Linked DNA regions of Homo sapiens: region 1 is linked to region 2. A link is a loop called in an ENCODE intact Hi-C map of the cell type or tissue named here. Cell type or tissue: PC-9. All regions are shown on one strand. Each heading gives the region's core, and the rest is flanking DNA. Links, peaks and the distances in the headings are about the cores only.

Region 1 (8,346 bases), core at 273-8,272, 51 kb before region 2:
GCTGACCAAGTCATGTAGAGGAATCTTTGCTTTACCTTTCTATCATTGCCATTTCTAAATCTGATTGCACTCAGACAGTATTTCTTTCAAGGTACTTCTTTGGCTCTCAGAATCAAAATTTATAGTTTATGTGACTTCACATGTTGTGAAAATACGGATATTTAGATCTCAGACCTAATTAATCAGAAACTCTATGGTGGGACCTATGGATCTACACTTTAGTGTTCTCCGGAGGTGATTTTTAATATCTCTGGTTTGAGAATTACTGTACTTGAACTACTGACAATTACTAAAGACAACATATTAATATTAAGGTATATCGTTGTGAAGTTTAACATTTACTTGGTTTATATTTAATCCATTACTGTAAACATTTATTGAGAACATACTATTTTCCAGGCTGTTTACTGGGTAGTAGGGCTACCTAGATAATGAAACATCCTTTCTCTCGTGCATCTTACAGTCTTATCAGAGGCATTTGCTCTTTCGAATCACTTATAGCATTATCTCTTCAGAACACTATAGAATCCTGTGTTCCCTGCTCCCACTAGTGTAAGCCAAAAAGAGATTTCAGTCAAATAAAATCACAAATAATTGAAATAAAACAATAATAGAGAGTATGTAGACTAGATGTAGATGAAGAGAAAAATAAGTGAATAGGTAGATCAAAGCATACAAAAATGCAACAGAGAGAGAAAAAGAAAAGAAAAATATTAAAGGAAATTTAAAAGGCATGGAAAAAAATATCAAGAAGCCCTGGCATATGTCTAATAATTCCAGTAACAAATAATATTATTGATAGGGAAGAGGAAATATTTGAAATGATGGCTGAAACCTTTCTTGAAAACTGAAGAAAGCAATGAGTAATTATTTTGAAAATTTAAATAGACAAAAACCCCCAAATTATACCTAGTCACTTTGTAGTGGAATTGCAGAACATCAAGGACAAAGAGAGAATTTTGAAATCAAATAGAGATAAAAGGTAATTTACAAAGGAACAATCAGGTGGATAGAAGACCTCATCAGCATTAGGAAAGACCAAAAGAGAATGAAGGAGTAACTTCAATGTGCTGACAAGATAAATCTCAGTGAAAAGTTAAACATTTAAGAGAGAAGGTGGAATAAAGAAGTTTAAAGATGCACAATGACACAGAATTTCCTACTTTCACTTGAAAAAATACTAAAGGACATATTTCATTAAGAAATAAATAAATCAAGAAAGAAGGAATATGATTCAGGAAGAAACAGCAAATAAATCGGTAAAAAATATTTTTAAATCTAAGTAAATTTTGGGATATAAATGACATTTGTACTACAAACACTATTTGTTATGGCTTAAGTAAAAACTACAATTAAGTTACAGATAACCTAAATGTTTATAAAAATAGATTGTCAACAGGCAATTTTATTTTTAACAAACTAATTTGGGGAGATATCAAGAGGCACTTGAATTAACGTTAAATATGTAATCAAAATCCGTTTATTTTCCCTTTATATTATCACTTTAATGGCAACTTAAAACTCAGCTGACATGAAAATGGGTCTTATTTCCCCTAGAAGAGGTTTACCAATTTCCCCTAAAAGGATGTTTTCTATTATTTTAAGCAGCAATTTCGTTGTCTAGTTTTAGGTTGTCAAACTTGTCAAACATTTAATTGTTGAATGATTAGCTCTTCACAAACAATGAAGGCCCCATCTTAAAAGCTTTTTTGTTTATCAGAGACATCCTAACCTTGTATGCCTCGTTTTCCAAGTTATAGATATTAGCAGTATTATAATGGTGTTAACAAAGAGAAGAGGCTATATGTGACAGAAAACCTGTTTATTATGTAATTTAGGAGTTGGATTGGTGTGCTGCAGATTAATAACTCTCATTTATGTTGTAGCTATACTTAAAAAACATCATGGAGTCTTTCCATTTTTTCACTGCTTAGATTGATGGGTTTTTCCCTGAAAACAAAATAAAACAAAAAGAAAAACAACTTTTGAATAACATGGCATCTGGTAAAGTCAAGGAAGTAAATTTGCTTTTTTCTTCCACTTCGAGAGAGTTGGCATAGTTTGAAAGAATATTTTCAAGAAACAAGGAAATAAGTATGAACTTTCATATTTAATGAGAAATTGAAAGGTGAGTTTATAATAACCTCAGTTCAACATTTTATCAAAAGTGTTGGCATTAGTAGGCTGGGCGCGGTGGCTCACGCCTGTAATCCCAGCACTTTGGGAGGCTGAGGAGGGTGGATCACGAGGTCAGGAGATCGAGACCATCCTGGCTAACACAGTGAAACCCCGTCTCTACTAAAAATACAAAAAATTAGCTGGGCGTGGTGGTGGGCACCTGTAGTCCCAGCTACTCGGGAGGCTGAGGTAGGAGAATGGCGTGAACCCGGGAGGCGGAGCTTGCAGTGAGCCAAAATCACACCACTGCACTCCAGCCTGGGCAACAGAGCAAGACTCCATCTCAAAAAAATAAAAAATAAAAAAAAGTGTTGGCATTAGTAATATCAATATATTGTCAACATCTGCTAAAAGTCATCAAACACCTGGTCAGTTCATGCAATCAGGAAAAAAAAAAAAGTTGTTTGATTCACTTAAAAAAATCAAATCATTTAAGTGTGACTAACGCTTTTTGAATCTTTTGGGGGTATGTGAAAATAAACTGATGAATGGTTTAAAAAATGTTTATGTTAATTGCTATAGAAGTATAAATTTTAGTCGTTTTTAAGAATTTTTGTTCTTACTACATTTCCATGCAATTAAGAAAATTATCATATTTCTTTTTTTAACTTTTATTTTAAGTTCAGGGGTACAAGTACAGGTTTGTTTTGCATAGGTAAACTTGTTTCATGAGGGCTTGTTGTACAGATTATTTCATCACCCAGGTATTAAGTCGAGTACCCATGAGTTATTTTTCCTGATCCTCTGCCTCCTCCCACCCTCCACCCTCTTAAAGGCCCCAGTGTGTGTTCCTCTCTACGTGTCCATGTGTTCTCAGCATTTAGCTCCCACTTATAAGAGAGAACATGTGGCTTTTGGTTTTCTGTTCCTGAGTTTGTTTGCTAAGGATAATAGCCTCCAGTTCCATCCATGTCCCTGCAAAGGACATGATCATGTTCTTTTCTATGCTGACCCACAATTAACCAGTGCATTCTTCCCTTGGATTCCCTAAGCTTGTGTGCCTGATGAGCTGCTCTCCAGTTATGCCACCATGATTTCCATTCCTGAGGGAAGGCTGTGACGAAGAGCCAGGAAAATAAGAGCACCCCTCCTACTCTCATAGTGCAGTGGTTGAGGATCCTTTTTTCTATACAATTTTAAAACTGGAAATACACAAAATACGCCAACATAATTAAAAATAAAACTACCATGAAATAGCACAAATATTCTGCACATGAAATGTTAAGAACTAAAATTTAAAAATCTGCTTTTAGTAGGACTACATAAAACTGAAGAAAACCAGTCAATACAGAATTGGGCCAATGTACAATTATTCTTGAAGTAATCCAAACACATTAAGTTCTCTAATATATCTAAAATAATCTATGACAAAGGAAATAATCTGAAGGAAAGAAAGAAAAGATAATTGTGGGAAATTCTTATGTGTTATACTTTTATGTGTAGATAAGCTGAATGGAAAAAGAATTATTGTAAAATATTGAGAAAAGATTAGAAGATATGAAATAATTAAGAAAAAGAGAATAGGTAAAAGGAGCCCATGGTGATGAAAAGGCACTGCTCATTTTCTTTTTAAAAAATTTCCTCAAATTATTAAATCTAGGCATTCCCAACTTTTTTTTTTTTTTTTTAGATGGTGTTTCGCTCTTATTGCCCAGGCTGGAGTGCAATGACGTGATCTTGACTCACCACAGCCTCTGCATCCAGGATTCAAGCTATTCCCCTGCCTCAGCCTCCCAAAATGCTGGGATTATAGGCGTGAGCCACCACGCCTGGCCAGCATTCCCAATTTTTAAAAATGAATGATTGGCACAAATCTTAGAAAGCCATTTTCTGTAGATTTGAAAGCAATGCTATTTACATTGTTACTACTTTCTTGTTAAATCTTGCATGTCTGCAGTATGTGTTGTAATAGAAACCTAAGATTATGATCTGCTGTATTCATATTTGAAGAAGAAAATTTCAGACTGTATAATCAACTAGTTGATGATTCATATTTGCTTGTACAAAGTTAAAAGTGTAACTTGCCAGAAAAGAAGGAAGCCTGAAAAGTATTCTAAATACATTAATAAGAAGGGTTCTACATGAATTAATTTTTGTTTTGCCATCTACAGAGTTCCTGCCACATTCTAGGCACTTCATATTTGCTGCAACATTTATTCAGACATTGACAGAACAAGAGAAACGAAGTTAAATTTTAAGTACCATGGATTGAAATTAAATTTAGGGAAGATATTTTATAGTATGAATTGTTCATCTGTATTTAACAAGGTATTCATTTATTTTGGGCGATTTAAGGAAGGTCCTTTCTGGAAACAGGATTACAAACATATGGACCTATTTAGTCAATTTCAACCTTGTGATTTTGAATCTGACAGGTTCTCAGCTGCTTTTATTAAATAACGGATTTTCTTAATAATTACTGTACTCAAACTTAGCAAAAAGCTCTATTTATAGCCCAGTTTTTTAGTCACACACTATTGTGTCTTGTCAAATTGAAACCATATACTACATTCTTTACTTATTAAGATGGTCTTTCTTTGTAATAATTTTGGAGTAAATAGTTTACTTATCTAAACCTCTGATTTCTGATTTAACAGATTTTTGAAGCATTTATTTTCCTTACCATACATAAAAATTGTCAGTTGAGGACAAGGAAGGATTAACCTGGACTACGGTGAATAATTGTTCAGGTTGCTTACTGTGTAACTCCAGAGGAGCATTCACATGGTACAATTTGCAGATTTAAGTATTTATTACAACCATTTTCTGGCAGATAACAGTGGAACACCCTGTTCTGTTAAAATTAGTTTATTATGACAAATTGCCTACAGATGGACATAAACTGTCTTGAGGAAGGGCACCTGCTTTGGACTGAATCGTGTCCCCCCAAAATCAAATGTTGAAGCCTAATCTCTAATATGATGGTATTTGGAGATGGGGCCTTTGGGAGATAACTAGGTTTAGATGAGGTCAAGAGTGTGGGGCCTTCCTGATTAGTACCCTGAAAAGAGAAAACACCAGAGAGCTTGCCCTCTCTCCCTCTTACCCCACAGGCACACAAAGAGGTCATGTGAGTACACAGTGAGATAACAACCACCTATGAGAAAACAGAAGAGGCTTCAGAGTGAAATCTACTTTGCTGGTACTGTAATCTTGGACATTATTCTCTAGAACTGTGAGATAATAAATTTATCTTATTTAAGCCACCCAGTCTATGGTATTTTGTTATGGCACCCTGAACTAAGACAAATTTTGGTACCAAGAAATGGGGGTGCTACTGTAACTAATACCTAAACATGGGGAAATGACTTTGGAATTGGATAGTGAGTAGAGGCTCAAGAATTTTCAGGTGCATCCTAAACATATGAACAAACAGTAAAGGTGATTCTGGTGAGACCTCAGATGGAATTGAGGAATATGTTATTGGAAACTGGAAGGACGGTGATCCTTGTTACAAAGTGGCAAAAAACTTAGGTGAACTGTATTCTAGTGTTTTGAGGAAGGTAGAACTTGTGAGTGATGAAATTAAATATTTGACATTTCTAAGCAATATGATGAAGGAGCAGCTGGTTTCCTCCTGACCATTTCTGCTGAAATGAAAAAAAAAAAGATAAGTTGAAGAAGAAATTGTTCAGCAAAAAGGAACCAGAACTTGAAGATTTGGGAAATTCTCAGCTTATCCACATTATTAAAAAATGACAAAAACTTGCTCTGAAAATAACACTAGGAGTGTGACTGGACAACCATTTGATAAGAGTTTATGAGATTATGTGAGCAGAAATTCTGCCAGTTTGAACTGAAGGGGATGAAGATGGGACAAAAAGAATGAAGGCTTCGAGACTTCTTGGGTTAGACATGATGGGCTGATTTGCTTATTTGGCTGTGAACCTGCACTATTTTTCAAGGAGAGGAAAAAATGGCCCCAAAGGCAATTCAGAGATAGCCAGAGCCACAGCCTCAGTTTCAACAGGCTGGACAGTCTCCACTCAGCTCTTTGGAGGCAGAACCACTCAGAGGACTCAAGCCTGTCAGAGCTAGGGGGTGGGGCTGGCAATCCCACAGGGTGGAAAGGATGGGGCTATCCTGCAAATCCATGTGGGTGATGTCTTGGGTGGAATGCTCTGGACTGAACTGTCCTCCCATCCCCTGCTCAGATTCTGTGTTGAAGCCCTTACCTCCAGTGTTACGGTATTTGGAGATGGGGTCTTTGTAAGATAATTGGGTTTAGATGAGATCATGAGAGTGAGGCCCTCAGGATTAGTGCCCTTATAAGAAACCTCGGAAAGCTTGCGAGTTCTCTCTCTCTCTCTTTCTTTTTCTTTCTCTCTCTCTCTCCCCGTGTGTGTGTGTGTGTGTGTGTGTGCGCGCGCACACGCGCGCGTCATGTGGAAACACAGCACAAAGGCAGCCTCTGCAAGCCAGGAAGAGGGCTCACGAGAACCCAATCAAGCTGGCACCCCAATCTCAAACTTCCACCCTCCGAAACTGTGAGAAAATAAATTTCTGTTGTTTATGCTACCTAGTCTACAGTATTTTGTGCTGAGCTGACTAATACAGTTCCTTTCCAGATTGTACAAAAATGCCACATGAATCAGAGCTCACCAGCTCTAGTAGGTATGATTGTTCAGTGTTCAGCATATAGGAAACACTGGGGAAATGCTCATATGTTCAATGAAGAAAATATGCGTAACAAGTGATTTAACAATAATGTGATAATTCATTGGATTACTCTAAGAAATATGAGTTTTTTTACGGCAAACTCTCCACAACACACTTGATAATAGATTGAGAGGAAATGGCTGTGTAAATAATTAAGCTGAGAAAATAAGTTACATTTGCTCTCACAGATCAGTGGTCAAAGAGAGACAAAATGCTGAGGGTGGGGTGGGGTGGACAGGACATTGAGGATCAAAAGCACTTGGGATCAGCTTCAAACTGAAGGTAATAACTGGAGTCTTAGACACGGGTTTTTCCAGGAAAACAAAATGAGAGAAGTCAGATCAAGCAGAGGAAGTTGTATGAACAATCACTAAACTTCCTGACTTATTCTCCAAGTTTCTTATTCCTAAACTACAAATATCTTGATTGCATTCTGAGAACATGCTGTGCCTCCCTCTGTCTTAGCAGTCACTACTTTATATTAAAATATATTTTGATGCTTTCCTTTCCCATAGATTCTCCAAGTCATAAACAATACCCCCAGCACCTAGCACAGAGCCTGGTACCATGTTGTTTGTCAAATTAGACTGAGCTCTGATATTGCCTTTTTCACCAGGTGGTCCATACTCTCTTCTACTTTCCTTTAATACACTGGCGTATGTTTTGTAAGCCCTCGCCACATTGTATTCAATTGTTTGTTAATGTGTTTGTCTTCCTAATTAGACTGTGAAATTCTTGAAGGCAGAGATTAGGTCCTGTTCATCTTTGCATGATCAGTGTCTTGCCTAGCATATAGTAGGGTTCCCTTGGGGTTCCTTTTTTTATGAAATGAACTAACATTCAGTATTTCAAAATTACTGGAATTTAGTGTGCTTTAGGTAACGGTGAGCAGAAGGAAGATGGATAAGATATAAGGCTGGGAAAATATGGGGAAAATCCATGTCTGAGGTTAATTGATTAAAAAGGAGGAGCCTTGAGTGACTTCTGTGCTTGGTGTGATGGTGATATTCACCAAGGTAAGTTATACTAGAATAATAAGTTAGGGAGATAATAGTGAGTTGAGACATTTATGAAATATGCAGGTGTCTAGTAGAGTTGGATAAATAGGCCTGGAGCTTGAGAAATTCAGAACAAAGATAGTGATTTGGACATCATGAGAGGCAGTATACAGTAATAATAATAATAAATAGACTGGACGTGGTGGCTCACGCCTGTAATCCCAGCACTTTGAGAGGCCGAGGCAGGTGGATTGCCTGAGCTCAGGAGTTCAAGACAAGCCTGGGAAACATTGCAAAACCCATTCTCTACGAAAAATACAAAAAATTAGCCAGGCATGGTGGCATGCGCCTGTGGTCCCAGCTACTTGGGAGGCTGAAGTGGGAGAATCGCTTGAGCCTGGGAGGTTGAGGCTGCAGTGAGCTCACATCATGCCACTGCACTCCAGCCTGGGTGACAGAGGGAGATCCTATCTCAAAAAAACAAAACAAAACAAAATAATAATAATAATAA
Region 2 (8,346 bases), core at 133-8,132:
GGGAAGAATAACATAGAACAACATGAGTTTTCTGTTTCCTCTCTGGCTAACAACTAGCTAGCTATCATTGTTTGTAACAGATGAGAGTTCACAAATATTGGTTGTTTTAGATGATTACATTTATTTGATTGACTAAAAATTAAGAGAACATAATCTTAACACATAATCCAGTAATAGTGCTTCTAGGTGCTTACCAAACTGATTTGAAAACTTATGAACATACAGAAACCTGCATGTGAAGCACATGATCATTAGTCATTAGAGAAATGCAAATCAAAATCTTAATGAGATATCAAATCACACCCATTACATGGCTATAATAAAAAAGATGGACAATAACAAGTGTTAGTGAGGAGGTGGCAAAATTGCAACTCTCAAACATTGCTGGAGGGAATCTAAAATAGTACTGCTGCTTTCAAAAATAGTTGGGGAACTCCTCAAAGAGTTAAGCAAAGAGTTACCATATGACCCAGCAATTACAGTGATAGATATATATCCATGAGAAATGAAAATATATGTTTATGCAAAAATGTGTACATAAATGATTATAGCAGCATTATTCTTAATAGCCAAAAGTGGAAACAATTCAAATGTCCAACAACTGACGAAAAGATGAAGTGTGGTATATCCATATAATGGAATAATATGCAGACATAAAGTGGAATGATTGACACATGTTTACAACATGGATGAACCTTGACAACGCTGTGTTAAGTTAAAGAAGCCAGACACAAAAGGTAATGTATCATTTGATTCCATTTGTAGGAAATGTCCAGATAGGCAAAGCTATAGAGACAGAAAGTAGATTAGTGGGTCGGAGGCAAGGGAGAATGGGAAATAATTGTTGGGTACATGGTTTTGGGTGCTGAAAATATTCTTGAATTAGATGGTGGTGATGGCTGCACAATACTGTGAATGTACTAAGAAACACTGAAATATATATTTAAAAATACATTTTAAAAAGATGAATCTTATGGTATGCAAATTATATCTAAATTAAAAAAATTAAATGATAAAGCTGCAAAGCAAATCTGCACGAGTTTTTAGAAGTCTTATATATAATAGGCAAAAACTGAAAGCAACCAAGATGTCTTTTGGTAGGTGAAAGGTTAAACAAACTGTTGTCTATCCAAACAATAGAATACTCTTTAGTGATAAGAAGGAAGGAGCTATCAAGTTATGCAAAAATATGCATGAAACTTACATGCATGTTAGTAAGTGAAAGCAGTTAGTCTGAAAGGCTACATAACTTACAGTTCAATGTATATGACATTTGGAAAGGGCAAAACTATAGATTCAGTGAACAGACCGGTGGTTGCCAAGGGTTCCAGGAGAGGGCAGGTTTAAATAGAAAAAATACAGCGGATATTTTGGGCAAGAAACTTTTCTGTATGCTATTATAATGGTGCATACATATTAAATGGTATGGCATACATATTAAATGGTGCATACATATTAAATGGTGCATATATATTAAATGCAATTTAATTTGACAATTAAATTGTCAAAACCCATAGAACTTTATAGCACCAACAGTAAAGCTTAACACATGTAAATTAAAACAAAATCATATAGGAGATTAAGAAATCCCATGATGGAAGGCAACGTGTGACAGAAGAATCTAACTCTACTACAAGTGGATGAAATAACCTCACTGAAGAAAGTAGGGAGAAAGGTACTGATGGAAGCAACTCCAGAAGTTTGTGGAGTCCACAAAGCTAGTGACAAAAGACATGGTACCTAAGCAATGTAGTATAGTTGACAAAGTTGTTTCCCGCAGGGTTATGGCTTAACAATTCTGACACTACCATACATATACACTGGAACTGAAGAATTAAGTAAATGGATGGTGGAAGCCAGGTTTCTCACTGTTGGAGTGGGAAGTTACAAAAACACTAGGGGTGGTTAGAATGATCAATGTAGCAATGGGTTAAAGTTAGAGACATTAGTATGAACTCATGTTTAATTTAGCACATTATTTAATTTCCTCTATATATTACAGCAGATTACGGAAATATTTACAGATAAATGTGCATACAAGGGTTAGTATACATAAATTTGTTTTTGCTCTGTCAGCTGAGAAGACCTAGAAAAATGACACTCCAATAGCAATAAGCACACCTAGTGCCCAGATCTTTGTTTCTAATGTACATTTCTCCAATTGAAGGAAGCAAGTTACCTGGGAAAATGGTTGATTCCAAAACTGAGGCTAGGAATATACAAGATAAGCTTGGGGCATATTGTAGTGCCAAAAAGTAAGGAAGTGTTAAAACACACATACACACACAGAGACACAAACACAGACACATAATGATGAGTGAAGGAGGCATATCAAAGGGACACTGGAGCCAAATGAAAAAGCTCTCAATGTCAAATGCTGGAAAAATTTGAGCAACAATAAAAAAAAAAGTAGTGTGGATTATAACTCAAAGTATAAAAAAAATCCATCAGTCCATATTAATATAAATAAATAATTGAATAAGTAAATAAATAGGGGAGAATAAACAGAGCTTTCATGCAGAATTCCAAATAATCTATGTAGGTACTTGGCTATAAGGAGGGGGAGCATAACTTCCCATCCTCTGTCCCTACTACCTATCCAAACCCTACCTTTTTTTCAAAGCACAAATCAAACTCTACTTATTTTATATTATTCTCCAATCTGGTCACTCCTCCCTACCACCACTGATCTTTCTTATTATTATTTTTTCTTTTTTTGAGACAGAGTCTGACTCTGTCACCCAAGCTGGACTACAATGGCATGATCTTGGCTCACTGCAACCTCCACCTCCTGGGTTCAGGTGATTCTCCTGCCTCAGCCTCCCGAGTAGCTGGGATTACAGGCACGCACCACCACACCCAGCTAAATTTTTTCTATTTTTAGTGGAGACAGGGTTTTGCCATGTTGTCTAGGCTGGTCTTGAACTCCTGAGCTCAGGGAATCCACCCGTCTTGGCCTCCCTAACTGCTAGGATTACAGGCATGAGCCACTGCGCCCCGCTGATCTTTCTTATTTCTAATGATTATATGTGGTCTTCTCATAAGGGACTTCATTCTAAAAAATACACTATGAAAAGAAATAGAAGAAGAGAGTAATTTTACAGTGGAGAAACCTGACAAACAATATCTCAGCCAGGTGAACAAATTTAATATCAACAGTGATAAGTCATATTGCTAGCACACACTTGTATTATGATGGGATAAAAATGGAAGTTTCCTTCTGAAGTCTTCATCCTAAAAATCTTTAGCCAATCTAATCATTAAGAAATACCAGACAAATCTAATTAAGGGATTCTACAAAATATCTGACTAGTACTACTCAAAGGTCATCAAAAACAAGGACAATCTGAGAAACTGCCACAGTGAAAAGGAACCTAAAGAGACATGTCCAGTAAATGTAGTATGGTACACTGGTGGGATCCTGCACGAGTGAAAACTATTAGGTAAAAGCCAAGGAAACCTGAGTAAGGTAGGAACTTAGTTAATGATAATGGACTAACATTGGATCATGAATGTAATATTCGTACCATACTAATGTAAGAAGGTACAATAATGGAAACTGAGTGTGAGATGAATAGGACCTCTCTGTACTATCTTCGAAACTTTTCTCTATATCTAAAACTATTCTAAAATTAAAAGTCTGTTAAAAGTAGAGGGATCGTCTAGGGATTATACACTGTCACTATTAAACTTTACTCTTCCACTGCATTTTCCACTCATTCACTGGTCATTCCACTCTAACATTTTATGATGGCTGTGGCTCCCGTGGAAGATGAACTTCCTCTTTTCCTGGCTTAGTTGTGAGAGACACTCGCCAAGATCCTTGAAACAGCGAAATTGAGTGCTAAGTCTTTACAGGGACCCACAGAGGCTTCTCCTTCTATGAACCTACATATTCAGGGGGCCTCTACTCTGTGGAACTTGTACTTCCTTTTTCTTTTCCTCTCCTTCCCATTTCCCAATCAGGAAACTCTCTCATTAACCCTACCCACTCCAACTGCCTCCCAAAACATAAACCCTCCACTATCCTGGTCCTGTTCTCTCTCATAAAGTGGATTAATGTCTCAAGAAGAAGTGCTTATTGGGTTGCAAAACTATCCACAAAAATGAAAAAATAATCTATTCATCTGTCTTTGCTTGATGGGCAGCATGATTAAAAAATGACTCATTAGAAACACAGTGGCAAGTCTTCCTTCTTGGAAACTGGATGTAGAAAGGGAGGGAATTACATTTACAACTAGTGAGTCACCTTCCTCCAATGACAGACAAAATGGCTCTTCTAAAGCCACAGCTAACCAACAAATGAGCATACAAATAATAATCCCCTATCCCATCACCACCACCTCTAAAATACATTTTAAAAATGTATTTCTGGGAACACCTAAGCCTCCAGGTAAAATACTAAGTTAAGAATATGATTGGGATGCATATTATTAAAGAAGAATTTTGGCTCTGGGATTGCAAATAAACACTGGATAGTCAGGTTTTATTAGATAATATAGTTGCATGGTGCAGAAGATGACCACCTTACCCACAGGAAACCTGAGTAGTTAGTCAGCAGGTTTGGCAATTTCTCCAAGAAAGGACTTATTAGTTTGGTAGGCAGCATTATCTCTTTCAATGTGAACAACAACAACAAATACACACACACACACACACACACACACACACACACACACACACACACATTTACATACACAAACATATATATGTATCTCTTTCATAGAATGATATTTTGATGAAAGGTATGCATTTTTCAACTTTTTTTCCTCATTTTTGCCTCTACTCAGTCAGCGGGATTATAGCTTCAGCTGAGAGTTATTAAAACAGAAGACAAGTTTTAGAAAAGTCAAATTTTAGCCTCTTGATTTCAAAACCTGAAGTTACGGTACATTGTAAGATTTGGGAGAATATGCAATCAGCCAATTTCTACACTTCCTATCCTCCCTATCAAGGGAAAAAAACTAGTCACTACTGGGACTCTGAGAAAAGAATCTGAGCCCTGATGTTTTACATCCCCTTGCCAGCACCCCATCTTTGACACATTCAGAGCAGAATATGAGGCCCACACTGGCACAGCAGCAACTGAGAGAGAACACAACGCTTTGAGAGTCTTTTCTTTAGGAAACAGAAGCTTCTTGTACTCATGCAGATGGACCAGCGAATAGAATGGGTGATGCTCATCTCATCAGTCACCACACTGGAACATGCAAATGACTAGGGCCCAGGTGCCTCACTCTCCTGCCTGAAATATGGGCACTTTGCTACCCCCTAAATTTAGAAGAAACTCTAGGTGAATGGGAGAAGAAGTATTAGATTGGCTGAGATTTTGTTTTGCCACTTGGCTGATTGAGGATTCAAAATAGAAATTAACTTTTATTATAGAACACGTAAGTTATATTTTGAGTGAACCTAAGTCTGAAGTCTAAAGGCTAGTAACTATTACAGATTTATTAACACTTGAAAAAAGGAAGGATGCCTTTCTTTATACCCCGAACTTTGAGAAAACACTGCTAAATATAAAACTGAGGGACATCTATTTAAGAAAGAAATTGAGGAGGGTTAATTACATAAAATATCCCATGTGTTCCTTTACAGTCTGCACACCCCTTACAATTAGGCACTGTAATGCAACTTGTTCTGGCCATTGAACTATGAGTAGAAGTGACATATGTCATTTCTTATTTAAGTATTTTACTTTGAGGTGAGAAATTTCTGCATCTTTATAACCACTTGGACTGAGGAGGCCATATGTTCCTGAAGGTATAATCAAAAGAAATTGCAACCTCTGGCAGCTCAAGTCCCTGTGTATCTGTATAGAGCAGAAGCTTTCTACCAGCCCACATGGGATATGTAACGTGAGCAAGACATACACCTTTGTCGCATTAAGCCTCTGAAATTTCTGGAGTGATTTGTTATTGTAGCATAACCTAGCCTACACATATTAATATTTTAGGGAACATCCAAAATTTAGAATAATATGAATCTACTAAAAATCACATTTCAAGTTAAGTAAAAAAGATAACAAATCAAAATTTCCATAAATTGATATAAATTCAAATGTTGATAGTACAATTATGAGTATTTTGTATTTTCCCCTTTAATGTTTTGTGTTTTATGATTTTATCACATATTCAGAAAAAAATGTGAATGAAAGTGATCACATATTTCTTAAAACTTCATTACTAGAAAACCAGGATGTGTACTGCATACGGTCTTAGGTACTGTAATAGGAGGTAGGAAAAATTTTTCTTTCAATTTTAAACCAAGGGGTTCAAACCTCACATCCCTGAAAGCTACTACCCTAACTCTGTCCTTATTAGTCCTTCGATTCTTCTTTAGGATTGCAACACTGTGGCAATTGAAAATAAAAGGAATAACAAGATCCCACAATTTTATCAGAACATCAAATCAAAGCCACATGCATTTATTTGTTGAACATTTATTCAGTGTACCATGAGGTGTCATGCGATGTCAAGGACGAACAAGAAGTGCATATATCAATTACTGGAATATTACACTCAAAATCTGACCTAGTAACAAAAGACTTAAACAAGCAAGAATTGGTGTACAATAGCATATAAACAGCCTTCCTTTTTTCCACTATATATGATAAAGCACTGAGTTGAATGCACAAACATAATATTTTCTTGCAGCAAATTTGATGTATTGTGACAGAATCTCAGGCTAGGTCTTTAATGTGCCTAACTAGGTAGTGTCTTGGGTCAAGGAACTTAAACTCCTAGAGGCCCATTCTCCTGAACTGTAAAATAAGCATAATAATATCTTCTGGATTGATAATTAAGTATCATATGAGTATGTATAATGTATATCATGCACTTAAAGGAGTGTGTGGCATAACATAATCTCTCAATAAATGGTGGCTATTTTTGTTACTCAGTCTCATCGTTTTACTCATGGGGAAAAAAACATGCAAGTTCAAGGTTGGAAATTACACAAAGGCATAAAGCTAAATTAACTTACAGTATACTTGAAAAATAGTATTAGATGCACCAAGTACCTCAATAAACATATGAAAGTAATATATGTAGGAAATTGGTTGTGAAAGGTAATCGCTATTTAATTATTTTCCAACCAGAATGCACACTTAACACCTAGGTGTTTTGTTTTGTTTTGAGACAGGGTCTTGCTCTATCACCCAGGCTGAAGTGCAGTGGTGATCATAGCTCACTGAAGCCTGGAACTCCTGGGGTTAAACAATTCTCCTGCCTCAGTCTCTCCAGTGGTTAGGAATACAGGCATGCACCACCACACCTGGTTTATTTATTTATTTTTTCTAATTTTTAGTAGAGACAGGTCTCACTATGTTGTCCCAGCTGGTCTTGAATTCCTGGACAATCCTCCCATCTCAGCCTCTCAAAGTGCTGGGATTACAGATGTGAGCTACCATGCCCAGCTGCACTTAACACGTTTTGATCTCGACTAACGCCTGGCACTTTCTATCCACTTTCTCATCCGTCCATTTTATTGTCTCATGTGGGTAGGACTTACTTCCGTATACGTTTTTTGTACCCTTCTTGGCATAGGGTGCTAGTCCAGCAAGTTAGGATAGGTGGTGGCCAAAGATGGATACCAGCACTGCAGGTTGTTAGCAGGTGGTGTTTCTAGGGTGAGCAGCCAGAGATTTCAGGGTGAGGAGCAGGATATGGTTTCATATGATGTGGTTAATTAACTGAGATGAAAGCTGGAAAAAGAAAAAATGAAGAGAGAATAAGGACTGAGGAGTTTCAAAAGAGTTATGGGGACATTGATATTTATTCTTCTGGCTACCACAGTGTCCTCCTACCTACCAATCCTTCCAGCACTATTGACCTTATTACTTAGTTGCACTGGTATTATATCTAATTTCAGGTCGTTGGTACCAACCAAGTTCAGGAATGATAGAAATCTACCAGTAACAGGAATAACTGGGAGAAGTTTCATGGAGAGGGAGAAGGAATGCATTAGATAATTTAAAGGACTAGATTAAGTATAGAGAAAAAAAAATGGAGAGAATCTAGGTGAGTGAGGGCAACAGCATGAGAAAATGAAGATTGGGGGAAAGGAGACTGGCTTGTGCTTGGGGTAACGAAGATACTGCATTAACTTTGTTCTTATTAGTCCTTCTATTCTCCTCTAGGATTGTCAACACTGTGGCAATTGAAAATAACAGGAATAACTGTTTTATGACAAATGGACCTGAACCCTATGAAATGAATTTGCAAGCACTGGCACAGTTAACATATGCTACAAACAACCATCTTCAGACAGTGTAGCGAACCAACTGTGCCAGACTTAAACTGACGACCCTGAGGTGAATCGTTCTATTGCCACAACATTTCTGAT

Evidence for each region. Hi-C counts contacts between places; a loop is a spot of excess contacts. Peaks named below come from ENCODE experiments on the same cell type or tissue, not always from the same donor. Only the 100,000 strongest peaks of a DNase experiment are listed, where the experiment ranks them.
Region 1: a loop joins it to region 2, with 2.1 times the contacts of the local background. A loop is called at or near these places in 5 of 110 quality-filtered maps.

The regions. Positions count from the first base shown.
Region 1 is chr1:97,985,032-97,993,377 of GRCh38, reverse strand. MIR137HG (MIR137 host gene) reads left to right here. Exons shown (of 5, transcript NR_046105.1): 5 at 3,809-5,378. Among named protein-coding and RNA genes, the nearest start is that of LINC01930, 47 kb to the right of the region's middle. In PC-9, for the core only: no CTCF peak of the experiment used is centred there; a DNase peak (open chromatin) is centred at 4,117; H3K27ac peaks cover 1,017 bases.
Region 2 is chr1:97,933,964-97,942,309 of GRCh38, reverse strand. It overlaps LINC01930 (long intergenic non-protein coding RNA 1930), which reads left to right and starts at 570. Exons shown (of 2, transcript NR_146275.1): 1 at 570-737; 2 at 8,141-8,346. In PC-9, for the core only: no CTCF peak of the experiment used is centred there; DNase peaks (open chromatin) are centred at 4,179 and 4,529; H3K4me3 peaks cover 909 bases; H3K27ac peaks cover 2,237 bases.